Linked DNA regions of Homo sapiens: region 2 is linked to region 1. Evidence: read pairs that join two places in POLR2A ChIA-PET (ENCODE). Cell type or tissue: PC-9. All regions are shown on one strand. Each heading gives the region's core, and the rest is flanking DNA. Links, peaks and the distances in the headings are about the cores only.

Region 1 (17,636 bases), core at 9,048-13,047:
CACTGTGGTTAGAACAGAGGAAGAGACAAGGTGGGAGAGGTAACAGACGGCCAGATCACGCAGGGCCTTGTGGGTCATAGTAACAACTTCAGCTTTCACTCTGAGTGAAAAAAGAGCTATTACAAATTTTAAGCAGAGGTGTGACATGATCTCCCTTATATTCTAAAAAGATTACTACATCTGCTGTCTGGAGAAAAGCTGTTGGGATAAGAGGACTGAAGCAGGGGGATTAGCTAAGAGACTACTGCAGTAATCTAGAAAAGTCACAATGGTAGCAGAAGTGGCTATATTCTGGATATATTTAGGGTAAAAGTAGCAGGATTTTCTAATGGATTAGATATGGGATAGAAGAGAAGGATATATTTAGGGTAAAAGCAGCAGGATTTTCTAATGGATTAGATAGGGGATAGAAGCCAAGGACAACTCCAAGGTGTTTAGCCTGAGCAAAGAGTTGCCAATTATTGAGATGAGAAGGAACACATCTAGGAAGAAGGATCAGGGATTCAGTTTTAAATATGCTGAGTTTGAGATGTCTAGTAGATTTTCAAGAGATGTAGAGTAGGCAGTAAAATATATGAGACGAGTTCAAGAAAGACATCTGGGCTGGAGATACAAACGGCCATGAAAACATCAGAAATTTATAAAACGTGTTATAATCAACTTGAACAACAACTAAGATTATTTATGATGAATTTTACAAAACATTGTATTTGTGATTTGTTTTGCCAGGAGTATGGAAAACAGATTAGCAAAGTAAAAGTTATTAATAATTCATCTTCTAAGAAACCAAAGACTAATACTTAAAGACTAAAAAAGCAACCACAAGGTATATTTGAACAAGAATGAGTTTAACAAGATGAGAGGTAAAAAGCTGAAAGGAGGAAAATGAAAGTGAAAATTAGCACAGGTTTTGAACAGGATCTGTAAAATAAGTCCTTCCCATTCTCTTCCCTCTTGATTCCCTGCCCTCAAAGACCCTCAAGTACCTAAATCTGATCCAGATTAGAGAGCTCTAAAGTTCCTCATCTATTATATTAATGAGTTATTACTTATTATAATCATGCCACCAAGAGCTCATGTAAATGGGCTATTAAAAATATTAGGAACAGCCAGGCACCGTGGCTCACGCCTATAACCAGCACTTTGGGAGGCCAAGGCAGGAGGACTGCCTGAGCCTAAGAATTTGAGGTTGCAGTGAGCTATGATCGCCCCACTGCACTCCAGCCTGAGCAACAGGGTGAGACCCTGTCTCTAAAAAAAAAAAAAAAAAATTAGGAACAAGTCTATTAAATGTGTTTTTCTTGGATGAGTTCCTTATTTCTCTTGTGTATCTAGTGTCCGATACTTAACAAATTCTGTAAGTAAATGGATATTCATGGCAGCAGATTCCCTCAGCCTTGAGCCTTAGTTCCTTTCCTACTCCAAGACCTAATCTAAAGAACTCTTGATTTTGCTTGTCCTCTGACAATACTTTTAACTTACCTTACAAATTTTCATTTACCTTAGTAATAAAACTTTATATATATATAAATAAAAAACCACTATGATGATTCACAGTAAGATTCCAAATGTACATCTTATTATGTCCTTATAGTAGATATGTGAAATAGGCATGAAAAGCCTGTCATACCTCTCTTTCTCTCTAAATGATGGAAAGGATAACACAGTAAGTAATAATGCCTAACTTTAAAGTCCATTATTCTTTCATTACACTGAAACGCATTATAGAGGTTAATATTGATTTAGCTAAGGGAAGAGGGTAGTGAAGAATTTTTTTTTAAAAAAAAATAGTTTTATAGGTTGGAAAACTGTTTTCTAACCATTTATTTATTTGTGTGTGTGTGTGTGTGTGTGTGTGTGTGTGTAATAGAGTCTCACTCTTCCACCCAGGCTGGAGTGCAATGGCGCGATCTTGGCTAACTGCAACCTCGGGTTCAAGCAATTCTCTTGCCTCAGCCTCCTGAGTAGCTGAGATTACAGGCACAGGCCACCATGCCCAGCTAATTTCTTTTGTATTTTTAGTAAAGACGGGGTTCCACCAAGTTGGCCAGGCTGGTCTCAAACTCCTGACTTCAGGAAATCCGCCCGCCTTGGCCTCCCCAAGTGCTGGGATTACAGGAGTGAGCCACCGCACCCAGATTGTTTTCTAAGCATTTGTAAGTTTCCTTTTTGTTTGTTTTGAGACGCAGTCCTGCTCTGTCGCCTAGGCTGGAGAGCAGTGGCATGATCTCAGCTCATTGCAACCTCCGCCTCCCGGGTTCAAACAATTCTACTGCCTCAGCCTCCCAGGTAGCTGGGACTACAGGTGTGCGCCACCACGGCTGGCTAAGTTTTTTGTATTTTTGTAGAGACGGGGTTTCACCATGTTGGCCAGGCTGGTCTGGAACTCCTGACCTTAAGTGATCCGTGCGCCTCGGCCTCCCAAAGTCCTGGGATTACAGATATGAGCCACCGCACTCAGCCTGATAAGTTTCTTGTCAACCCAAATTTTCCTTCCCATAGTCTAGAAGTCTGGTCAGTGAAAGTCTGGGAACGAACAGCTTACACTAGGTGAATTAAAATCAATTATTCTCTCTAATCTTACCAGTCACTCAAAGGAAAAATTCCTCCTGCTTTCTAAAAAGCCCAGTTTGTCCTTTAATGTCAGCCTAGAGAATAAATCCTGCTTATAATATAAAGTGGGTTCTGGTAAATAAGAAAGATTATGCAAACAAAAAGAAAACCAGCATTTATCAAGCATTTATTATGTGCCAGGCATTATGCCCATTCTCGTGAAAATTAAGTGAAAGGGCCAGGCGCAGTGGCTCATGCCTGTAATCCCAGCACTTTGGGAGGTTGAGGTGGGTGGATTGCCTGAGGCCAGGAGTTCAAGACCAGCCTGGCCAACATGGTGAAACCCCATCTCTACTAAAAATACAAAAAATTAGCCAAGCATGGCAGTGCACATCTGTAATCTCAACTACTCAGGAGGCTGAGGCACGAGAATCAGTTGAATCTGGGAGGCACAGATTGCAGTGAGCCATGATCACACCATTGTACGCCAGCCTGGGTGACAGAGCGAGACTCTGTCTCAACAACAAAAAAAAAAAAAAAAAAAAAAAAAAAAAGAAGATTAAGTGAGAGGATCCTACAAGGTAAGTATTGTTATAGTCATTTTTACAAATGAAGAAACTAACATTCAAAAGTGGTGATTTGCCAAAGGTAACCCAGCAAATAAATATCGTTATTCAAACTTAATTCCGCTCTCTTCATGTGCTGTACTAAAAAAGTGATTGATGATAAGGTGCCTCTTGGAGGATAAAAAATGCCAGTAGACATGGAAAACACAGAAGGATAACAGGAAAAAGAGGAAAATTAAGAAACTGCTTTAATGGCTCAGTGCAGTTAACTGATGTAAGTATAAAGGTTGTGGAAAACTAAGAAGTGAAGATAGAGAAGATGGGTGAGAGGGGAGGTGTTTTAAAAAGCTTGAAGTAGGCCGGGTGCGGTGGCTCACGCCTGTAATCCCAGCACTTTGGGAGGCCAAGGCAGGCGGATCACGAGGTCAAGAGTTTGAGACCAGCCTGGCCAACACAGTGAAACCCCGTCTCTACTAAATATACAAAAATTAGCTGGGCATAGTGGCACGTGCCTGTAGTCCCAGCTACTTGGGAGGCTGAGGCAGGAAAATCACTTGAACCGGGGAGGCGGAGGTTGTGGCGAGCTGAGATTGCGCCAGCGCACTCCAGCCTGGGCAACACAGCCAGACTCCATCTCAAAAAAAAAAAAACTTCAAGAAAAAGAATATAATCCCACTTCAATATGTATCATATCCTTTAGGAGTCTTAACTCCTAAAGTTGGAAGTAATGAGCTATTTGACCTTATTTAACAGTTCAATCAATGCCACTTTATGTGATTAGGTTTCTCTGTGTAATCTACTGATTTCTTCTTTCAGTCAACATTTACAGGGTGCCCAAAGTGTACCAGATACTGTGCTAGACCCTGGGAATATAAAGTTAAAAAGATCTCAAGTTGTTCACAGTCTAGCCTGGAGAAAAAAGGAGACTAAACAATCCATTGTACAATCCACTGTAATCCATTACAATACAAAATGAAGAGCCCTGGAATAGAGATAAGAATAAAGTGCTATGCAGGAACAGAAAACCAAACACCACATGTTCTCACTCACAAGTGGGAGTTGAACAGTGAGAACGCATGGGCACAGGGAGGGGAACAACACACACTGGGGCCTCTCGGGGGAGGGGCGAGGATGACAGGTTGATAGGTGCAGCAAACCACCATGGCACATGCATACCTATGTAACAAACCTGCACATTCTGCACATGTATCCCAGAACTTAAAGTAAAAAAGAAAAAGAAAAAGGTGCTATGGAAGCACACAGGGTGCATATCTAAACCAGAATGGAAGGGTCACATAGGGCCTCCCAAAGAAGGTGATGTTTAAGTGACTCATATAGTACCTGTAACTACCATCTAAAAGCATGTTGATTTCTACTTAGGGTCAGTTTGGGGTCCAACTAAAAGCTTATTAAAAACAGAACTGCTACCTCTTTGCCAAAGGTGCAACCCACAGGGCCCAGCGCACAGGTCAGCAAGCATAAAAATATTGATTCATGATGAATAAAACGCCAGTAAGGGGCAAAATAACAGACATAAGGAGAGGGTAACTTTTCAGCCAAGGTAATGATAAATGCCAGGAGGAAAAATCACAATGATGATGTGGGTCAGAGAGAAGAATAAGAACAGTATCTTGGCCAGGTGCAGTGGCCCACACCTGTAATTTCAACACTTTGGGAGGCTGTGGCAGGAGAATCACTTAAGGCCAGGAGTTCGAGACCAGCCTGGGAAATATATCAAGATCCTGTCTACACAAAAAAATTTAAAAATTAGCCAGGCATTGTGAGGCAATGCCTGTAGCCCTAGCAACTTGGGAGGCTGAGGTAGGAGGATCCCTTGTGCCCAGGAGTACACAGCTGCCGTGAGCTGTGATTGCACCACTTGCACTCCAGCCTGGATGATAGAACGAGACCCTGCCTCTCTAACAAAAAAAAAAAAAAAAAAAAACGACGGCTGGGCGTGGTGTCACGCCTGTAATCCCAGTACTATGGGAGGCCAAGGTGGGCAGATCACAAGGTCAGGAGTTCAAGACCAGCCTGGCCAACTTGGTGAAACCCCATCTCTACTCAAAATACAAAAATTAGCCAGGTGTGGTGGTGCATGCGTGTAATCCCAACTATTCAGGAAGCTGAAGCAGGAGAATCGCTTGAACCCAGGAGGCGGAGGTTGCAGTGAGCTGAGATTGAGCCATTGCGCTCCGGCCTGGGCAACAAAGTGAGACTACATCTCAAAAAAAAAAAAAAAAAAAAAAAAAAGAACAAACAAATAGTATTTGTAACTGCTTTATTGCATTTCCTACATTCTTTCACATCCATTATATGATTTAATTTTACTCTCCCAAAAACCCTTGTTAAGCACATTATAAGAGCGCAGGTATCATCACTAACAGGTTTTTTTTTCTATTTTACAGATGAGAAAATTGAGGCTTGGAAAGGGCTCACACTCATATGGTTTAACATGAAGCCCAGTGAACTGTCTTTCAACTACATAATGTCCTATAGCATCCTCAGAACCTCACAGTCATTGGATTACAAGGTAGGTAGTTAGGCCCAACAGAGAAAAATGCTGCCTCAACTTTGGAGGGAAAAGGTGTAGGAGAGGTTAAGAAGGGAGGTAGGGAAGGAAGACAGAAAATACTATATAATCATCAAGAAAATACAATGAGAAGAAACAGAATGAACAACCGTTGTAAAGCTTATGATCATAACCTTTGCTCACTGGTAAAACTGCTGAAGGAAAAACCGAATGGTGGATGATGACAGTTGGTGACGAAATTGACAACAGTACAAAAAATAAATCAGATAATCCAGAGTGGCAAGCAACACGATTACCCATAAATGTGCATGGGGAACTGGAAAGGTGTGTGTGTGTGTGTGTGTGTGTGTGTGTGTGTGTGTGTGTGAGAGAGAGAGAGAGAGAAAGGATGAGGATGATAAGCTGAAGGACGCAGGGAAGAGCGAATGAAAGGGGACTGGCAATGGAGCAAGCACGACTGAAAGTGCATGATGGGGAGCAGATGGGTGCCCCAGGGGATTACGGGAGAGGCAGAGTGGAATAACGCAGAGTGGTAATTTAATAAAAAACAAAACAAAAAAAAAAACGGCAGAAATATGGTGATGACAGTCCAGAGTGGAGATGGAGCAGGTGGTCAGGGAGATGACAACCCAGGTAGGGAGGCTAGCAAGGTGACAATACAGAGGTAGTAGTGGCAGGGACGGACAGCGTGCTAGCTGAGAAGGAAGCTGTCATCTGCGACAGAGTACGCGTGTGCGGCAGCGCCTCGGGGTTAGTACCTGTAACCGCGGTTGGAGGCCCGGGGCGGAATCCGGTAGACGCTGACGTCTGGCTTCACACACAGCACAGACTCGTACTCCAACTCGGTCGCCATCTTGGGTCCGCTGTCGGCGCTGCCGGGGGCGAAACGTAAGACCGGAGGCGGAGCACGGGAGGCGGAGATGCAAAGCGCGACAACTTCTGTTGCGTCACTTCCGCGCGAGTTCAAGTTAGTTTCTGAGATTAACCTTTTCGGTGACGCGGGGAGCCATATTGAAACCTGGAAACGATGAGGCTGCACGGCTCACCGTCTTGGATAATGGCAAAGATGGCCTGCAAGTGCGTGACTCTCGTTATGGAAATCTCTGTCCTGGAGAGGTGCTTACGAAAAGCGCCATCTTACTCTAGGCAGGTGCCTGGAGTGTCCTACGAGGACGAGGACCATATTGAATCGTGACGGATTTTCTTACAGGAGTCACTTCCTAACTGTAGTCTCCTGGCAGAAAAGAGGCAACCTCCAGCCGGTAGTCCCAGACGAGGTACCTGCAGAGAATGATGTATGATCTGGTCATAGACACCGTGGATTTCAACTCTCCAGAGTCTAAACGCTGAAAACACCCAACTTGATTTAGTGCCTTACACTCTTTATCTCCGATTTTTCAGGACGACACCTGTTAAAATGTTTTGCCACACTTTCGGCGTGTATTCCGATTATCTTTTTGGAAAATTTGATCCTGTTAAATAGACTATACGTGGGATCAACCCAATTCCTGATAAAATCGGAAGCATAATGAACTATCTAATGGCCTATATTAGCTCCCAGTTCTATTATAATGATAAATGCTACCGAACTCTCACCATAAATATGCTTTTTCTGCGCCCCAAAGGTAAACTTAACCACAACACCCTGACAGTACAGATAGCAAGTGGCAAAACTGAGACAGAAACTCAAGCCTGCCTCATTACAACAGCAGCAGTCTTCACCGCTGCTGGAGCTGGCAAGGTCACCAAGTCTGCCCAGAAAGCTCAGAAGGCTAGATGAATATCATCCCTAATACCTGCCACCCCACTCTTAATCAGTGGTGGAAGAACGGTCTCAGAACTGTTTGTTTCAACTGGCCATTTAAGTTCAGTAGTAAAAGACTGGTTAATGAAAACAATGCATCGTAAAACCTTCAGAAGGAAAGGAGAATGTTTTGTGGACCACTGGTTTTCTTCTTCAGAAGGAAAGGAGAATGTTTTGTGGACCACTGGTTTTCTTTTTTGCGTGTGGCAGTTTTAAGTTATTAGTTTTTTAAATCAGTACTTTTTAATGGAAACATCCAAAAATTTGTCACAGAATTTTGAGACCCATTAAAAAAGTTTAATGAGAAAAAAAAAAAAAGCAAACCTGCCTCTAATTTGTCTGCTCCACCTTGGAAAGTGATATCTTAAATTTCAAAAAGAATTACCACATTTATCCCTGGCGAGGACGTGAGGAACAGTCTAATCTCATACACTGTTGGCAGGAATGTAAATTGGCACGGCATTTTTAAAAGGGAAATTAACAGAATTTATCAAAATATTAATTGGACGTAATCTTCAATTTAGCAGTTTCACTAATAAATATTGTAGAGAAATCCTTATATGCACAAAAAAGTATGTACAATAATACTACAGCATTGTTTGTAATAGTGAAAAAAATGGAAACAAAATGACCATCTATCAATGGGAAATGGTTAATGGTATATCTATTACTATGAGATGTTTTGAACTAAAGGGTTAGCCATTGAAAGAGATCCAAGATTTTTTAAAGCCAACTGCAAAAAACATACAGCATTATCAACTTTTGTCGAAACACCCCAAAATTATATATGCATGCATGTAAATGCATTGAGAAGGCTTTCAAAGGATATAAGGCTAAGTGGGGGAAAGAAACTTATTTTCTCCTCCATATATTTCTCTGTTGTTTAAGATTTATATAGCTATTATTGTCACTGAATACATGTTAAAAGAAAAATAAAGACAGAAAAGTGGTTTATTACTTGTTGTTCCTTATTTCTGACCCTATGATCTCATCTGAAGCCTAGGTCATATGACTACACCACATTGTACCTCTTTTTTTTTCTCTGTTCTGTGTTATCACTGGCAATCATTTTTGGAGGATTCTGGCTTCTGGTTCACCTTCTTACTAGTTTATACTCTTCCTCTTCTCCCAAATCTTTTAGAGATTTCAAAGCCCATATAGTTAACTCTTCCTAGCCATACAATCTCTTGACATAAATTCTAACTATCTTTACCTCTCTTTTCTACCTCACCTGTTCTTCTTCATGTTCTGCACATTGTTAGCCTTCTCTTTATTCCTCCCATCTCCTTGTTTCAACAGTTCTCTTGCCAGCATCCTTAAGTTTCCTTTCCTCTTTGTCTTTCCATCACAGCCAACCCAAAAGACTCCAGTCTTATATATTCCAACCATCTCCCTCCATCATTCTCCAAAAGCAAATCACACAATTATAAAGATTGGTGTCCCTAAAAGTTTATGGGTTTGAGTCTCAGCTTTGCCCTTAACACCCAGATTTGCCATTGCTAGTTTTTATTTTCATTCCCTTTAATGGTTGTTCCAAATTTTGCTGCCCTTTCAGGCCTTCAACTCTAAGTCTTCTCTTTTTCTTTCTTGACAGGTAAAACATCTTACTACTTCCCTAAGAAAATAAAGTTTGTGTGAACTCTCTCAACTTAATGACACCCTATTCATACTCCTATCTGCATCTTCATCTATTCTTTCTCCTATCCACTTGTGTGTGCCCTGGATTCTCCTCAGGGACCAATCTCCTCAGGGACCTGGTTAATCAGTTATCTCCTTTCTTTCCTGTATCTTAAAACTCATTTTCCATTCACCCCTTTCCCTCACCATGTAAGTATATTCAAGTCCTTTCACCTAAAAAAAAAAAAAAAAAAAAACCCTTACTTAACCATGTTTTTTCTTTATATAAATTTAAATTTCCCTTCTCTTGCTTCATCTCAACAGAAACAGAAAAAAATACAGTCTTCCTCACTCTCACCCACGATGTCTTCTCTAGCTTAACTGATCACATTGCCATAATTTTCCATACATGCCATTTTTATTCATGCTGAACATATTTGTCCAGACTGAAATGCACTTCCCGTTCATTCCTTGGTAAGATGCCTTTAGATCTAATCTAAATATCAATTTATCTCAGAAGTTTTCCTCAACTTCTCTAAATAGAACTGGTAACTGCCTCCTCTATGCTCCCACAACATTTGTACAGCTGTTTTAGTTCTTAGCACATTGCATTCAACTGCTTGTTGGCATCTCTGTTTTCCAAGGGAAAGAAACAGGTTTGTGTTTTCCCAGTATCTAGCACAGTTTTCAGACTATAGTAAGAACTCTGTATGTTTATTTGCTAAATGAATGATCATTTCAGCCTGCCTTAACAGGGATGATTTGTTCTTTCCCAATCAAAATAATTAAAAATGTCTTGGGCCGGCACAGTGGCTCACGCCTGTAACCTCAGCACCTTGGGAGGCTGAGGCAGGCAGATCACTTGAGGTCAGGAGTTCAAGACCAGCCTGGCTAACATGTTGAAACCCTGTCTCTACTGAAAATACAAAAACTAGCTGGTCATAGTGGTGCATGCCTGTAATGCCAGCTACTTGGGAGGCTAAGGCAGGAGAATTGCTTGAACCCAGGAGACGGAGGTTGCAGTGAGTCAAGATCATGCCACTGCACTCCAGCCTGGGCTACTGAATGAGACTCCGTATCAAAAAAAAATAAACTAAAATAAAAAAATTAAAAATGTCTTGTCTCGAACTTATCTTTGCCCACCACCGGGGGGTAGTAGCTACACAGCTCACAGGTTCTGGGCTGAGTAGACTGTGCTAAGTCAAGCTAGTGTTCTTGTATGTGGCTTTGTAAGTATATGATTTAACCAAGTTTAACAAAAGCTTGTTTTTTTAAATGCATTGTTGAAATTCATGGAGGCCTTACCCATCTCAAATCTTGGTCACTTTTAGATGTCATTTAAACATGAAAATAACTTATGGTTTTCTTAACTTAGCCCTACCAGTAACATATTTCCCAGCTCTTCTTTACGCACACACAAAAAGGTATTTATCACAGATTAAATTCTGACTTATCATTGCTCAGGGTACTGCTATCAATGGTATTTGTTAAAGTATAATTTTCCTAAATCCTGAAGTTGCTACACATGCAGTGGTAATAAAAATTGTAATGAGATTCGAATCATAGTTTACAGGATTTTTTTTAGCTAGAGTGGACCTTAGTAACCTTTCAGTTCAGATCTCATCCAAAGACATAGTTGGTGATGCAGTCAGGATCAGAACTTCATATCTCATGATTTACAAACTAACACTCTTTCCACTGTGAGATAGGTAAGGCCTCCATCAATTTCAACAATTCAAAAAACGAACATTTTTTAAAGTTGAAAACGCTGTGTTGGTCTTACCATGATCTCATATTTTAATCAAATAGCAGTTAAAGTCAGCCATTGACCTAAATCTAGCCATACCTACTCCTTGCTCTGCAGTGTTGTGCTGTAGCTGCTGTGTCAGGTTAAACTGGCTTTGCTTGTAAATTTGACAATCTTCAAATCTGAGGGGTAATGAATTCTAACTTTGATTTATTTACTGCTGTATCCCCAACACCTAGAACAGTGCCTGGCACATGGTAGGTGTTCAATCAATATTTGTAGTTTAAATGACAATAATCTAGAAACCTAGAGAGAGAAAAAAATAAAAAAGATTGAGAGTCCTATAACTACAGAACTTAGGATCAAAGCTACTTTAGTATTAATACTATTCATGAAGAAAAGACATCAGGTTCTACAGCCTGAAAAGCAAAGGATACGTCTCACTTGGGACACTTTAAGTTAGAATTCTGTTTCCTGATGATTTAAGGGAAATATCCTTTCCTCCTACATGTCCAAGCTATATAATAGCTTCAGAACATGAATAAAACTTGGCCCCAGGGAGATTTACAGCAATGACTCACCCTTTGTGACTCTCCGCTGCTTAATGAGGATGTGAGGCATCTGGCAGGTGCTGGGTGTAATTAGGAGAAGGACCAGGCCCGAAAACTAAAGATATCTGCTTTTTCCCCCAACTCCATCATCCCCCTACTACACCATCAAACGAAAACCCAGCAGAAAGAATTTCTACTACCTGCTATGGTTACTAGAGTGCAGATGACTTACTAAGGAAATAGCTGATTTCCAGAGTGATGAGCTTATTCATTGAAGAGCCTTAGAGGACATTTCTTACACCCCAGATTGTCAAAAATTTAAATATCTGTCAATACCCAGTGCCGGTAAGGATGTGGGGCAATGGGAACTTCGGCAGTATCTGGTAAAATGGAATATGCTCATACCTCATTACCCCTGAATTCCCTACTTAGGTAGAGCAACTCCTGCAAATATACAGTAGGAAAAATGCGCAAGAATTTCACTGCAGTGCTGTTTACTATTTATAATAGCAAGACATTGGAAATAAATGTCCATCATTAGAACAAACAATGGGATAGTATAAATAGTGAACACAAATGAACTACTTGCTGTGTGCATCAACATGAATAGATGACAAAAATAAAATACTAAGCGGGGAAAATAAATTTAAAAATAAAACTGTCCCATTTATACAATCTTCAAAAAAAGGCAAATCTAAGATTGTGTAAACATTTTATGAAATGTAAGGAAATGATAAATACAGGCTGGGCGTGGTAGCAAGTGCCTGTAATCCCAGTTACTCCAGAGGCTGAGGCAGGAGAATCACTTGAACTCAGGAGGCAGTGGTTGCCGTAAGCCAAGATCATGCCATTGCACAAATACCATTAACAAATATTGCACAAATACCATTAACAAATATCGTGCCATTGCACAAATACCATTAACAAATATCATTGCACTCCAGCCTGCACACAAGAGCGAAACTCTGTCTCAAAAAAACAGAAAATGATAAATACAAAATTTCCAGTTGTGATTACTTGGTAAGGAGGTGCAGGAGGTAGATCAGGGTAGTTTGCAGAGGGTGCTTGAGAGAAAATGGTAGCATTCTATTTCTGATGCTGAATGGTAAGCTCATGGATGGTAATTTTATTATTCAGAATGTATCTATTAATTATATGCATTCTTCCAAATATATGATATAACACACAATAAATTATGGTGAGCAACTAAGTTCTCAGATACCGATTTTAACAATAAACATTCTGTATAATAATAATGACGATCATATTACGTAATATTGATATCAGATCTTTAAGATTACAAAATGCTTTCACGCATACTATCTCATTTATTTCTCACAACAATCTCGTAGAGTAGGTAATGTTATTCCCATTTTCATAAAAAGTATGCTGAGTTACAGAAAGGTCAGTGACTTGCTCATCTAATATTTAAGTGTCAGGAACAGAACCCGAAATTCCTGGTACCAAAGCAACAGCTGACTATAACTTATAGTTAAATGTTTGTATGTATTACTAGCATTGCTATGTCTATGGTTAAATGATAGTAATAACTAACATTTATCAAGTACTGAGTCCTGTTCTACATGCTTATATGCATTATATCACTAATCATATGACATAGGTACTATTATGATCATGCCCACTCTACAGATGAAGAAACTGATACATTGTGATTAAATAATTTGTCCACAGCCATAAGTGGTAGACATATATCTAATTATCTCTAAACCCAGGTCGTTAACCAATATGCAATTCTCTGTCAATAATGTTTTCCTTCTGTCCTCAACCTCTTCATCTATAAAAGGGACAGAATATACAATAGTTACAGCGATTACAGTAGATACTTGTTATTTATGGATCACATATTTGCAAATCAGGTACTTACTAGAATTTATCCAGCTGTCAAACAAGGTGATACTGCCTTCTTGTTTTAGCTTTCATACTATAAACAAGTATCCTTTTCGCAGTCTATTTAGTGCCCCTTTTTTTGAATTTTTGGTTTTTTGTTGTTTTTAAATGATTTTATCATTTAAAATGGCCACCGAGCGTAGTGCTGAAATACTGTCTAGTATTCCTAAACATAAGAAGGCTTTGATACACCTTACAGAGGAAACATGCGTGTTAGCTACACTTCATTCAGGGATGAGTTATAGAGCTTTCGTTATAAAGGTCAATGCTGATAAATCAGCAAAGTATATGAAATAAGCCATTGGCCGAGCGTGGTGGCTCACGCCTGTAATCCCAGCACTTTGAGAGGCCGAGGCGGGTGGATCACCTGAGGTCAGGAGTTTGAGACCAGCCTGGCCAACAGAGTCTCTACTAAAAATACAAAAATTAGCTGGGTGTGCTGGCGGGCGCCTGTAATCCCAGCTATTTGGGAGGCTGAGGCAGGAGAATCGCTTGAACCCAGGAGGCGGAGTTTCCCGTAAGCCGAGATCGCGCCACTGCACTCCAACCTGGGCGACAAGAGGAGGACTCCGTCTTAAAAATAATTAATTAATAAATAAGCCATCTTTAAACAGAAACACACATAAAACAAGATTATGTATTGATCGGTCGTACATGGTGGCAGACGCCTGTAATCTCAGCTACTCAGGAGGCTGAGGCAAGAAAATCGCTCGAACTCGGGAGGTGGAGATTGCAGTGAGCCCAGACTGCGCCACTGCACTCCAGCCTGAGAGGCAGAGCGAGACTCAGTCTCAAAAAAAAAAAAAAGTATTGATCGTTTGATGTGTTCCCCATGACTTTATAAAATATGACTGCCTAAAATAATGAGAGTATTCACTTTTAGGGAAACATTCCAGCTAACAGCAGAAGCTCTGGAGGCCAGCTCTTTGGTTCTAGCTCTGTCATTTACATAGTGGTGTGAACTTAGGTAAATAGCTACTTTGCATGTCAGTGTCCTGTTTGACAATGAGTTACCTATCTCATCATTGGGTTGCTGCGTGAGTTAAACGGCATACAACCAATGAAGTGCTTAGCACAGAGCCTAGTTAATAAACCATCCTGTGTACGTTATTACTAATACTAACTAGCATTTGAAATAAGTATTATGTTTGTTTAGGGAAATATAAACAATGATACAATTGATATTTTGGCACTTCAGAAGATATACAACAGAACATAACAACTAAAATATAATTGCCACTTTGAAACCTTTTCTCGCTAGGCACGGTGGCTCACGCCTGTAATCCCAGCACTTTGGGAGGCCGAGGCAGGTGGATCACAGGGTCAGAAGATCGACGCCATCCTGGCCAACACGGTGAAACCCTGTCTCTACTAAAAGAATACTAAAAATTAGCCAGGTGTGGTGGTGCATGCCTGTAGTCCCAGCTACTCGGGAGGCTGAGGCAGGGGAATCGCTTGAACCCGGGAGGCAGAGATTGCAGTGAGCCAAGATCATGCCACTGCACTCCAGCCTGGCGACAGAGCGAGACTCCATCTCAAAAAAAAAAAAAACAAAAAAAACACCTTTTCTCCTAATGGCTAACAAATCTGCCCAGTGTAGTATGATTTGAAGAGATTTAGAAGGAGCATTTTATCTGAAATGTTTATGTGTCTTCACCTTCTTTTGCCTGCATTTTAGTGGGAATGAAATGGAGAAGAAAGAGCAAAGGAGAAAAGAAATGGAGAACACATTTTCTTCTTTGTTGTTTTTTTTTTTTTTTTTTGAGACGGAGTCTCCTCTGTCATCCAGGCTGGAGTGCGGTGGCACGATCTCAGCTCAGTGCAACCTCTGCCTCCCAAGTTCAAACAATCCTCCTGCCTCAGCCTCCCTAGTAGCTGGAACTACAGGCTTGCACCACCATGCCCGGCTAATTTTTGTATCAAAAATATATCTTGACCTACATTGACGAGAGCCATCTACCCCTCAGTAGTCCTCTATTCTGTCTCCCCTCCAAAAAAAAAGCTTCTATGACTTCTCATTAGATCAGTTGGACATACACAGAAGACTTGTCTCTGTAGCAGGACAAGCCGCAGACAAAACCCCTCAGACGCCGAGTTAAAGAAGGGAAGGAAGGGCTTTATTCGGCTGGGAGCTTCAGCAAGACTCACGTCTCCAACAACCGAGCTCCCTGAGTGAGCAATTCCTGTCCTTTTTAAGGGCTCACAACTCTAAGGGGGTCCGCCTGAGAGGGTCGTGATCGATTGAGCAAGCAGGGGTTACGTGTCTAGGGGCTGCATGCACTGTCATTAGATCAGAACAGAACAGGACAGGGATTTTCACAGTGCTTTTCTATACAATGTCTGTAATCTATAAATAACATAACCAATTAGGTCAGTGGTCGATCTTTAACTACCAGGCCCAGGGTGTGGCACCAGGCTGTCTGCTTGTGGATTCCATTTCTGCCTTTTAGTTTTTACTTCTTCTTTCTTTGGAGGCAGAAATCGGGCATAAGACAATATGAGGGGTGGTCTCCTCCCTTATCTCCTTGTTCACTTTTGCCTTTATAGAACTAAAGTCACAAAGGGTGTTAATGAAACATGTACCTACATTCAGTTTACTTCCACTTCAGCCTCTCCTACCTGGCTATTCTAGATACACTCTATAATAGAAAGTCAAAAACCAATAAATCGATAGAATAAGCAAAGTTTGTTAGATTTTCTTTAAATCACTAAGATTTGTCTGAGTTATCATGCCAAATTTGGCTGATTTCTTTCAAGATCCAGGCATAGATACTTGTTATTATGGTAGAGTTAACAGTTTTTTATTTTATTTACTTTTTAACTGAATTATTTTTAATTTCTGGGCAACTTTGTTCTTCAATTTGTGTTCCTACTTGGCTTTACCATAACTATGTGGATAATTAGGCAGTTATACTCTAGCGGGGAAAGAGTACATCTAATCTACATCTTTGAGGGCCATAGGTTAGAATTTGACTTGACAAAAAGGGTATGATTTCACACTGGGAAGGGAACATTTTGTAAATTATTTGCCACTTGTCTAAGATGGAAAATAATTTTGATCTAATAAGCAACTGTAATTCACATTAGTTTTTTGACATAATAATGGCTAATATTTGTTAAGTTCCGTATATGCTGGTACTGTTTTAAGAGCTTTGTGTGTCTGTTAATCTACTCCTGACAATACTATAGAGTAGGTAGAGAATATTCCCTGAATTAGTCATTTTCCAGCCAGGAAATCTAAAACCATTGTAGGTACTTCAAAAGGGATATATGAGACAAGAACTTGGGCCAGCCATCGTGGTTCACGCCTGTAATCATAGCATTTTGGGAGTTGAGGCCAGGAGTTCAAGACCAGTCTGAGCAACATAGTAAGACCCCATCTCTGCAAAACAACATTTAAAAATAGCTGGATGTGGTGGTGCATGCCTGTAGTCCCAGCCACTCGGGAGGCTGAGGCAGGAGGATCACTTGAGCCCAGGAGTTCAAGGCTGCAGTGAGCTACAATCAAGCCACTGCACTCCAGCCTGGGCAACAGAGCAAGACCCTGTCTCAAAAGAAAAAAAGAAAAGAAAAGAAAAAGAAAAACAAGACTTGGCTACAGAAGTGTCAAAAGAAGTAGAGGAATAAAAAGTGAAAAGATGATATTAGCTGTGTATCAATTACTGCAGGAGGATGCTTTCCTACAATTGGAAGAGAAAAAATGGAAAAGGATATTACCTAGAATAGGCAAGCATGCACTTGCTTTTAAGGATGGGAGTTCTTGCTGCCACTTAACAAGAATCTAAACTCACAGGCCTGCTGCTGCTGCTGCTGCTTGCTGCTGGAACCATTAATCCTGCTGGAGCCTCCAGCAGCCAGCAGCCACTGCTGCCACACCTGCCCCCTCCATTGCAGAAATCAGGTGCTAAATGATATCCCTTTCTCCCATATTGCTTTTCCTTTAACAATTTTAATGTTTATTCTATTTCATAGTCTTTGTTCTTTTATTTATTTTTATTTTTATTTATTTTTTGAGACAGGTTCTTTGTTGCCTGAGCTGGAGTACAGTGGCACTATCATAGCTCCCTACAGCCTCAACCTCCCAGGCTCAAGCCATCCTCCCGCCTCAGCCTCCCAAGTAGCTGGGTCTACAGGTGTGCACCACCATGCCCAGCTGATTTTTTGTATTTTTAGTAGAGGGGGGTTTTGCCATATTACCCAGGCTGGTCTTGAACTCCTGGGCTCAGGCAATCTGCCTGCCTTGGCCTCCCAAAATGCTGGGGTTACAGGCGTGAGTGACCGCTTTCTTTTACTTTTTTTAAAATTTTTTTATTTTTATTTTTTTGAGACGGAGTATCGGTCTGTCACCCAGGCTGGA
Region 2 (9,465 bases), core at 1,162-5,161, 270 kb after region 1:
CAAAGTGCTGGGATTACAGGCGTGAGCCACCGCGCCCGGCCAATTGTTTTTTTATTATTGAAAGGTAGGAACACTGAGAAAAGCAGGGAAAGAGTAGGACCTTCCTGGTAGGAGCAGAAACCCATAAACTTAGACAGGGTAAAGCCTGATAAATCCTACAGTCAGGCCAGGGGCAGTGGCTCACGCCTGTAATCCCAGCATTTTGAGAGGCCAAGGTGGACGGATCACTTGTGCCCAGGAGTTCTAGAGCAGCCTGGCTCACATGGAAAAACCTCATCTCTACTAAAAACACAAAAATTAGCAGAGTGCGGTGGCATGTGCCTGTAATCCCAGCTACTTGGGAGGCCGAGACAGGAGAATCGCTTGAACCTGGGAGGCGGAGGTTGCTTTGAGCCGAGATCGCACCATTGCACTCCAGTCTGGGCAACAGTTGGGAGACTCCATCTCAAAAAAAAAAATTAGCTGGGCATGGTGGTGCACACCTATAATCCCAGCTACTCGGGAGGCTGAGGTGGGAGGACTGCTTGAACCCAGGAGTTGGAGGCTGCAGTGAACCATGATAGCACCACTGTACTCCAGCCTGGGAGAAGACAAAAAAAGAGTACACTAAGTTTGGACCGGCCCATGTAGCTCATGCCTATAATCCCAGCTCTTTGGAAGGCCAGGGCAGAACAATAGCTTGAGGCCAGGTGTTCAAGGACAGCCTGGACAATGTAACAAGACCCCAGTCTCTACAAAAATAAATTTAAAAAAATTTTATTTCATAAAAACAATTAGCCAGGTGTGGTGGTGCATATCTGAAATTCTAGCCACTGGAGAGGCTGAGGCAGGGGGATCACTTGAGCTCAGGAGTTCGAGGCTGAGGTGAGCTATGATCGATCCACTGCACTCCAGCCTGGGTGACACAGCCAGACACTGTCTCAAAAAAAAATAAAAAATAAAAAATAAAAAATAAATGCTCATGTAAATGTAAACTGAAAAAAAGTAAAAAATAAAAATAAGTAATGTTAAAAATAAAATGATTGACCAGGCGCGGTGGCTCACGCCTGTAATCCCAGCACTTTGGGAGGCCGAGGCGGGCAGAACACAAGGTCAGGAGATCAAGACCATCCTGACTAACACGGTGAGACCCCGTCTCTACTAAAAATACAAAAAAAATTAGCCGGGCGTGATGGCGGGTGCCTGTAGTCCCAGCTACTTGGGAGGCTGTGGCAGGAGAATGGCAGGAACCCAGGAGACAGAGCTTGCAGTGAGCCAAGATCACGCCACTGCACTCCAGCCTGGGCGACAGATCAAGACTCTGTCTCAAAAAAAAAAAAAAAAAAAAGATTAAAAAAAATGAATGTATTCCTCATTCCTCCACAGCTCAGGTGACAGAAAACTGAAATCTATTTTTTTTTTTTTTTTTTTTTTTTTGGTGATGGTGCTGGGGAATGAACCCAGGGCCGTGTGCAGAAAGCTGAAATTTTATGGCTGGAAGTGCCCAAAACCAACAGAGCAGTTTGAAATTAGGAGTGAATTGGCTGGGCACGGTGGCTCACACCTGTAATCCCAGCACTTTGGGAGGCCGAGGCAGGTGGATGGTGAGGTCAAGAGATCAAGACCATCCTGGCTAGCACGGTGAAACCCCATCTCTACTAAAAAATACAAAAAAATTTTAGCCGGGTGTGGTGGCGGACGCCTGTAGTCCCAGCTACTTGGGAGGCTGAGGCAGGAGAATGGCATGAACCCAGGAGGCAGAGCTTCCAGTGAGCCGAGATCATGGCACTGCACTCCAGCCTAGGCGACAGAGCGAGACTCCGTCTCAAAAAAAAAAAAAAAAAAATAGGAGTGAATCCTACCAAAAACAACTAAAAAGGGGGGAAAAAAAACCATAGAGAAAGTCATTCCTAAAAGTCTGATCATATTTTCTGCCCAAATTCCTGACTGACCAGCGAATTTTGCAAGCACAGGTGTCTCCAGGCCAAAAAGCAGCAGATGAAGACCCTAGAGCAGGATAGAGAGATCAGCTGTTGCTCGTTGCTGGGAAGATAACGTTTTTGCCTACTAGAACAAAAATACAAAATGCCCAGAAGAACACAAGAGAATCCAGAGTTTCTACAACATAATATTTGCAACATCAAGCTTTCAATCCAAAATGACTAGCTCACGTCATCCCCCACAAGTGTTGGGCTGTGAACTACTCCTAAAGACTGGCAGTAGATCCCAGGAGCCTACCTCCCTGGTGCCATGTTGCTGGATGTCCCGCACCTGTCCCATACTGTAGCTGTGCTAGATGTTCTGATTCTAATAAACTCTGAATTTTCCTCAGCTAACGCATGATCTTGACCATGAATCTCCACAAGGATCTCTTATAAACTGTGAGGGAAGCTGAAGCCAATCCTATGACTCCGACACTCTGTTCAGCTTGCCTTCTGTTAGTCTTTGTTCAACCGTGGCCCTGTTCATACACACCTGCGGGCTTGCTACCCAATTTTCTAAAGCTAAATAGGTGACAAAAGAGAAAGAGAGGCCGGGCACAGTGGCTCACGCCTGTAATCCCAGCACTCTGGGAGGGCGAGGTGGGCGGATCACGAGGTCAGGAGATTGAGACCATCCTGGCCAACATGGTGAAACCCCGTCTCTACTAAAAAATACAAAAATTAAAAATTAGCTGGGCATGGTGGCGGCGCCTATAATCCCAGCTACTTCCCAGCTACTCAGGAGGCTGAGGCAGGAGAATCGCTTGAACCCGGGAGACGGAGGTTGCAGTGAGCCAAGATCACACCATTGCACTCCAGCCTCAGCGACTGAGCAAGACTCTGTCTCAAAAAAAAAAAAAAAAAGATGAAAGAGACTGATACACTTTTAGTTAAACTCCACAGCAACAGATTTCTTTTTTCCAATGTCCTCAGCAAATTTGTATCTTCATTACAATATCTAAACACACTCTTCCAAGAACATTTCCATGTCTGCCTGCTGGCTTAGTTTATAACCACTATGAATCACTTGTAAAAGCAGTGTCACTTATTCTGCTAAGGTTTTCAATCCATTTTTTTTTCCCTAGGGCCTCCAGTTTATTCCATTTAGAGGAACTTCTACTTCATCAAGTACATCTGAGTATATCTGATCCATCATTCTCAATTGATTTCTATCTTGAACCACATGTAATTGAAGAATATGTCTGGGCATCCATTCCCTTGTCCCTGAACATGTGATGGTTAAGGAAAGTTCCCTATCATTGTAAAACAGTTGGGAGATTGGTGAGCCCAGTGCCACGGTAGACCACTAGAGGGGGGTGTGACTCTCTCAGTGAGCTTAACATTGACTTAATGGCTTTGCCCAAAGAGGGACAGTCTAATCTGTGTTTCAAAAGCAAGAGTTCCAGTATTCTAGCATGTCCTAAAGGTATCAGTACAAGTACTTGAGTTATTTTCATATTTCAAAAATGTTCACGGAAATGTTACTTTTACTAGCAATTATTTAGTTCCATAGAGGCTACTCTTATGCTTTCCAAATAGATTTATCTATTATTTTTGTCAGATATGTTCTAAAAATAGAGGAAAAGCAAAAAATGCCTCCTAATTTTATTTCCTAGAGATAACTATTACTTTTATTTCTATATCTGTATCTATCTTTCCACACTTAATTTATCTCCATATATGACATGAATGGGATCACAACCTATAAACGAATCTGCTCTTTTACCTTAATAATGGAATTTTCCCATACATTTAAATCTGCTTCATCCTTTTTGTTTTTGTTTTGTTTTGTTTTGAGACAGGGTCTCACTCTGTTGCCCAGACTGGAGTGCAGTGGCTCAATCTCAGCTCACTGCAACCTCCGTCTCCCGGGTTCAAGCAATTTTCCTGCCTCAGCCTGCCAAGTAGCTGAGATACAGGCACTCGGCCAGCATGCCGAGCTTATTTTTGTATTTTTAGTAGAGACGGGGTTTTGCCATGTTGGTCAGGCTGGTCTCAAACTCCTGACTTTGTGATCCACCAGACTCAGACTCCCAAAGTGCTGGGATGACAGGCATGAACCACTGCACTTGGCCATCTTTTTTGTTTTTTATGGCTACATAAGTACTCCAATATATCATAACACATTTAAGGAAAGTCCTATTGATATACATTTAGATTTAAAAAAATATTTTTGGCCGGGCGCAGTGGCTCACACCTATAATTCCAGCACTTTGGGAGGCCGAGGTGGGCAAATCACCAGGTCAAGAGATCGAGACCATCCTGGCCAACACAGTGAAACCCCGTCTCTACTAAAAATACAAAAATTAGCTGGCTTTGGTGGTGCGCAACTGTAGTCCCAGCTACTCACGAAGCTGAGGCAGAATTGCTTGAGCCCGGGAGGTGGAGGTTGCAGTGAGCCGAGATCGTGCCACTGCACTCCAGCCTGGTGACAGATTGAGACTTCGCCTCAAAAATAATAAATAAATAAAAATAAAAATAAAAAATTGTTTAGCTATTACCAACAGTGCTGTAATGAGTATCTTTATGTGGTTGTTTGATTAATGCCTTGGCATACAGTCCTAGGGGGTGTATCAAAGGATGATCACATTTTACATTGCCATGCAGGTAACTGACATTAATTGTATATGTTCTATGAGCTAGACAAAATACATATTAGATGACAGAAATCACTTCAAGTATTATTTCTATTTACACAAAAGGGAAGACCTAAAAGCCTGCAAAATAATTTGCCCAAGGTCATAATGGTGGAGCTGAGATTTTAATGTGTGTATTTTCTTTTCTTTTTTCTTTTTTTTGAAACAGAGTTTCACACCTATCTCCCTGGCTGGAATGCAGTGGCATGATCTAGGCTGATTGCAGCCTCTGCCTCCTGGGTTCAATCAAGTGATTCTTCTGACTCAGCTTCCCGAATAGCTGAGACCACAGGCATGCACCACCACGCCCGGCTAATGTTTGTATTTTTTTGTAGAGATTGGATTTTGCCATGTTGGCCAGGCTGGTCTTGAACTTCTGGCCTCAAGTGATCCACCCGCCTAGGCCTCCCAAAATGCTGGGACTACAGGTGTGAGCAACCTCTCACGGCCTATTGTTTTTTGATTGTTTGTTTTTTGAGACAGCGTCTTTCTCTGTCGCTCAGGCTGGAGTGCAGTGGCACAATCACAGCTCGCTGCAGCCTCAACCATCAGGCTCAATTGATTCTCCCTCCTCAGCTTCCCAAGCAGCTGGGACTACAGGCAAGCACCACTGTGTCCAGCTAATTTGTTTTATTTTTTGTAGAGATGGGAATTTGCTATGTTGCCCAGCCTTGTCTAGAACTCCCGGGCTCAAGTGATCTTCCCACCTCAGCCTCTCAAATTGCTGGGACTACAGGTGTGAGCCATGGCACCCAGCTTTCATGTAACCTAGAATGAAGCAGGACTCTATCAACTTTCCCCCAAACTGAGAATTGTTACTTTTATTTCCTAAATAATTTATTATTTATCTATTCATCTGAAATGTAAATTTTGGGCGTATGTTTTTATCCTCCCAGAAAATGTTTGTATCTATGTGACTTATATTTTTTAATTCAAATAGAATAAATCATTCATATGGTTTTGTGCCTTGTTTTTCTTTTTTTTTTTTTTTTTTTTTGAGACAGAACCTTGCTCTTGTCATCTAGGCTGGAGTGAGTGTAGTGGCTTGGTTTCTGCTCACTACAACCTCCACCTCCTGGATTGAAGCGATTCTCCTGCCTCAGCCTCCCAAGTAGCTGGGATTACAGGTGCCCACCACCACGCCCGGCTACTTTTTGTATTTTTAATAGAGACAGGGTTTCGCCATGTTGGCCAGGCTGGTCTTGAACTCCTGACCTCGCGATCTGCCCAGCTTAGCCTCCCAAAGTGCTGGGATTACAGGCGTGAGCCACTGCTCCCGGCCTGTTTTTCTAACTAATAATATAGTGATCTAAACTAGAATTCTTAATCAAATATGCAGTTTCTATATATATTTGGTAGTCTTCCTGGACTCTCTACCTTGTAAAATTGATTTAGTTGTAGCTGTACTAGAGCAGATATACACTGGTTGCTGTAGCAGAAACTATTCGTTTTCCATTCACATACAATTATCTTAACTTCTTCTGAAGGCCATGTCTTTTAGTTAGGAGGTAAATCTTTTTATTTTATTTTATTACTATTTTTTTAGAGACAGGGTCTCCCTCTGTCACCCAGGCTGGAGTGCAGTGGTGCGGTCATAGCTCATTGCAGCCTCAAACTCCTGAGCTCAGGCAATCCTCTAGCTTCAGCCTCCTGACTGGCTAGGACCAAAGGCACGCACCATCACACCTGGCTAAGTTTTTAAATTTTTCTGTAGACATGGAGTTTTACTATGTTGACCAGGCTGGTGTCAAACTCCTGGCCTCAAGTGTTCCTTCAGCCTCGGCCCCCAAAATACTGGGATAACAGATGTATGCCACTATACCCAGCGGTGGGAGGCAAATTGTAATGATCTCATTCGCTTTGCCAAATTGTTAGTTTAATCATGGGCTTATGTCAATTTTGGATAATATGTGAGGAGAAGTCACAGAAAGACTTCTGAGATTTTTCTGGATTTTCAATTGTCTGCACATAAAGTCAATATCTGCAACTACCCTTAATTATAGCAATACCAGCGATCAGTTCTGATCTCTAAATATTATTCCTTGCTAAAAGTAACTAATGCTTCTTGGAGAAATGGCCAATTCTAGAAGAATGTGTAAAATGGGCTGACAACCAATTGCACAAAAACAACAACAAAAACAAAATTAGCTGGGCGTGGTGGCGGGCACCTGTAATCCCAGCTACTTGGGAGGCTAAGGCAGGAGAATCACTTGAACCTGGGAGACAGAGGTTGCAGTGAGCCGAGATTACACCACTGCACTCCAGCCTTCCAGACAGGAGCGAGACTCCATCTAAAAAGAAAAAAAAGCCGGGCCAGTGGCTCACGCCTGTAATCCCAGCACTTTGGGAGGCCGAGGCGGGCAGATCACGAGGTCAGGAGATTGAGACCATCCTGGCTAACATGGTGAAACCCCGTCTCTACTAAAAATACAAAAAATTAGCCAGGTGTGGTGGTGCATGCCTATAATTCCAGCTACTCAGGAGGCTGAGGCAGGAGAATCACTTGAACCTGGAAGGTGGAGGTTGCAGTGAGCAGAGATCACGCCACTGCACTCCAGCCTGGGCAACAGAGCCAGACTCCGTCGCAAAACAAACAAACAAACAAAAGCAAACAAAAAAATCCATAATCTCTAACATAACTGTTGAAGAAGGAAAAAAAAACTCCAAAAATAATTTTGATTAGGGTGGTATACTTGAGCCAGGAACAGTGGCTTATGTCTGTAATCTCAAAACTTTGGGAGGCCAAGGCAGGTGGATTGCTTGAAGCCAGCTGGGATTACAGGCGCCCGCCACCATGCCCAGCTAATTTTTTTGTGTTTTTAGTAGAGAAGGGGTTTCACCACATAGGCCAGGTTGGTCCTGGACTCCCTGACCTCAAGTGATCCACCCACCTTGACCTCCCAAAGTTCTAGGATTACAGACATGAGCCACCACATCCGGCTATGAAATCATTCTTTGATCATCTCCTTACTTCTGTCATATGTAACACACTGTTTCCCAATGAATCCTAATCTAGGCCCTTATAAATAGGCATAATCATTAAAATAGACTAATCTCTGGTCTTGCTCCCTTCCAATACCTTCCCGTAGTACAGGGAGAACAATCTAAAATGCAAATCTAAGTATGTTACTCCTTAAAGCTTTTAAAGGCTCATATTTTGCCTATCCTATTTTAGTGTTTCTCTAGTATACCGTCTTATGCTACCATCCTTTCTCCCTTTTTTTTTTTGAGACCCCATCTCTACTAAAAATACAAAAATTAGCTGGGTGTGGTGGCACATACCTGTAATCCCAGCTACTCGGGAGGCTGAGGTAGAATTGCTTGAACCCAGGAGGCAGAGGTTGCAGTGAGCCACTACACTCCAGCCTGAGAGACAGAAAAAGAGTCCATCTCAAAAAAAAAAAAAAAAAAGCTGGGCATGGTGGCTCATTCCTGCAATCCCAGCACTTTGGGAGGCTGAGGCAGGCAGATCACGAAATCAGGAGTTGGAGACCAGCCTGACCAACACGGTGAAACCCTGCCTCTACTGAAAATACAAAAATTAGCCAGGCATGGTGGCGTGTGCCTGTAGTCCCAGCTACTTGGGAGTCTGAGGCAGAATTGCTTGAACCTGGGAGGCAGAGGTTGCAGTGAGCCGAGATTGCGCCACTGCACTCCAGCCTGGGTGACACAGCGAGACTCTGTCTCAAAAAATAAAATAAAATAAAGAAAAATAAAGATTAGCTTCAAGGCTAACAGAGTATCTTCCTATTGTAGCCTGAGCTCTCAGAAGCTAGAAGAGGGCTTGAGTGCAGAGTGCAGCATATTAGAGAGCACACTCATTAAGAAAACAAAAACAAAAGAACAAAAAACAAACAAACAAGAGTCTTCATCTGTCACACAGGCTCACTGCAGTCTCAAAATCATGGGCTCAAGGGATCACCCTGCCTCAGCCTCCAAAGTAGCTAGAACTACAGGTGTGCACGAGCATAACTGGCTACTTTTTTTTTTTTTTGTATTTTTTCTAGAGCTGGGGTCTCACTATGCTGCCCAGGCTGGTCTCAAACTCCTGGGCTCAAGCAATCCACCTGTCTCAGCTTCCCAAAGTGTTGGGATTACAGGTGCGAGCTGCCACACCCCGCCTATAGCATGCACTCTTGATTTTCTGAGAAACGATCAACAAAGTTTAACCCTGCTACTGCCTAAGCTCTCAAAGTGTCTGTCAAACTCTTGAGTTTATATGTATTTTTGAAGTTCAGTAGTTGAGGTCAAAACACCCACCTTTGGGGTTGGATCTGATCGAATTTGATGTTAACATTCTTGAGGGAAGCTTGAGTTCACTCCCAAGTTCTCACATATGGTGTCTGATAAGACATCAGACTCGAAGGAAGAGGGGAGTTCATTCCACATCAAACTATGTAACTTTCTGGGGTTATTGCAAAGCTATATAACATAATGCAACAGAGAGCAACATCTGGGGCTTTGGAGTCAAGCAATTAAGGGCTTGAATCCAGATTTTACCACATACAACCAGTACCACCTTTGGCATGTTGCTTAAGCTTTTAGCTTTTTTCTTCTATAAAAATTATTACCGAGGCCAGATGCAGTGGCTCATGCTTGTAATCTCAGCACTTTGAGAGGCCCAGGCGAGAGGGTCACTTGAGCCCAGGAATTCAAGACTAGCCTGGGCAACATAGCAAGAGCCCTGTCTCTACAAAAAAGATTTTAAAAATTGGCTGAGTGTGGCAGTGTGCACCTATAGCCCCAGCTACTGAGGAGGTTGAGGCGGAAGGATCATTTGAGCCTAGGAGATTGAGGCTGCAGTGAGCCATGAATGCACCACTGCACTCCAGTCTGGGTAACAGGGTTTTTAATTTTTTTAATTTAAA

What was found. ChIA-PET counts read pairs that join two places held together with the same protein. Peaks named below come from ENCODE experiments on the same cell type or tissue, not always from the same donor. Only the 100,000 strongest peaks of a DNase experiment are listed, where the experiment ranks them.
Region 2: POLR2A ChIA-PET joins it to region 1 with 9 read pairs; 3 of 35 experiments call an interaction of 5 or more read pairs at or near these places.

What each region holds. Positions count from the first base shown.
Region 1 is chr12:8,071,158-8,088,793 of GRCh38, reverse strand. NECAP1 (NECAP endocytosis associated 1) reads right to left here and starts at 6,520. Exons shown (of 8, transcript NM_015509.4): 1 at 6,411-6,520. The coding sequence starts at 6,505. RefSeq lists enhancers at 6,278-6,337, 6,408-6,627, 6,059-7,258, 11,164-11,665. In PC-9, for the core only: CTCF peaks have their summits at 10,015 and 10,218 (motif pointing right); DNase peaks (open chromatin) are centred at 10,243 and 11,393; H3K27ac peaks cover 886 bases.
Region 2 is chr12:7,800,860-7,810,324 of GRCh38, reverse strand. No RefSeq gene overlaps it. Among named protein-coding and RNA genes, the nearest start is that of NANOG, 16 kb to the right of the region's middle. RefSeq lists enhancers at 2,025-2,524, 4,491-5,010, 5,011-5,532, 8,027-8,528 and a silencer at 3,193-3,352. In PC-9, for the core only: CTCF peaks have their summits at 3,063 and 3,266 (motif pointing right); DNase peaks (open chromatin) are centred at 3,264 and 4,864.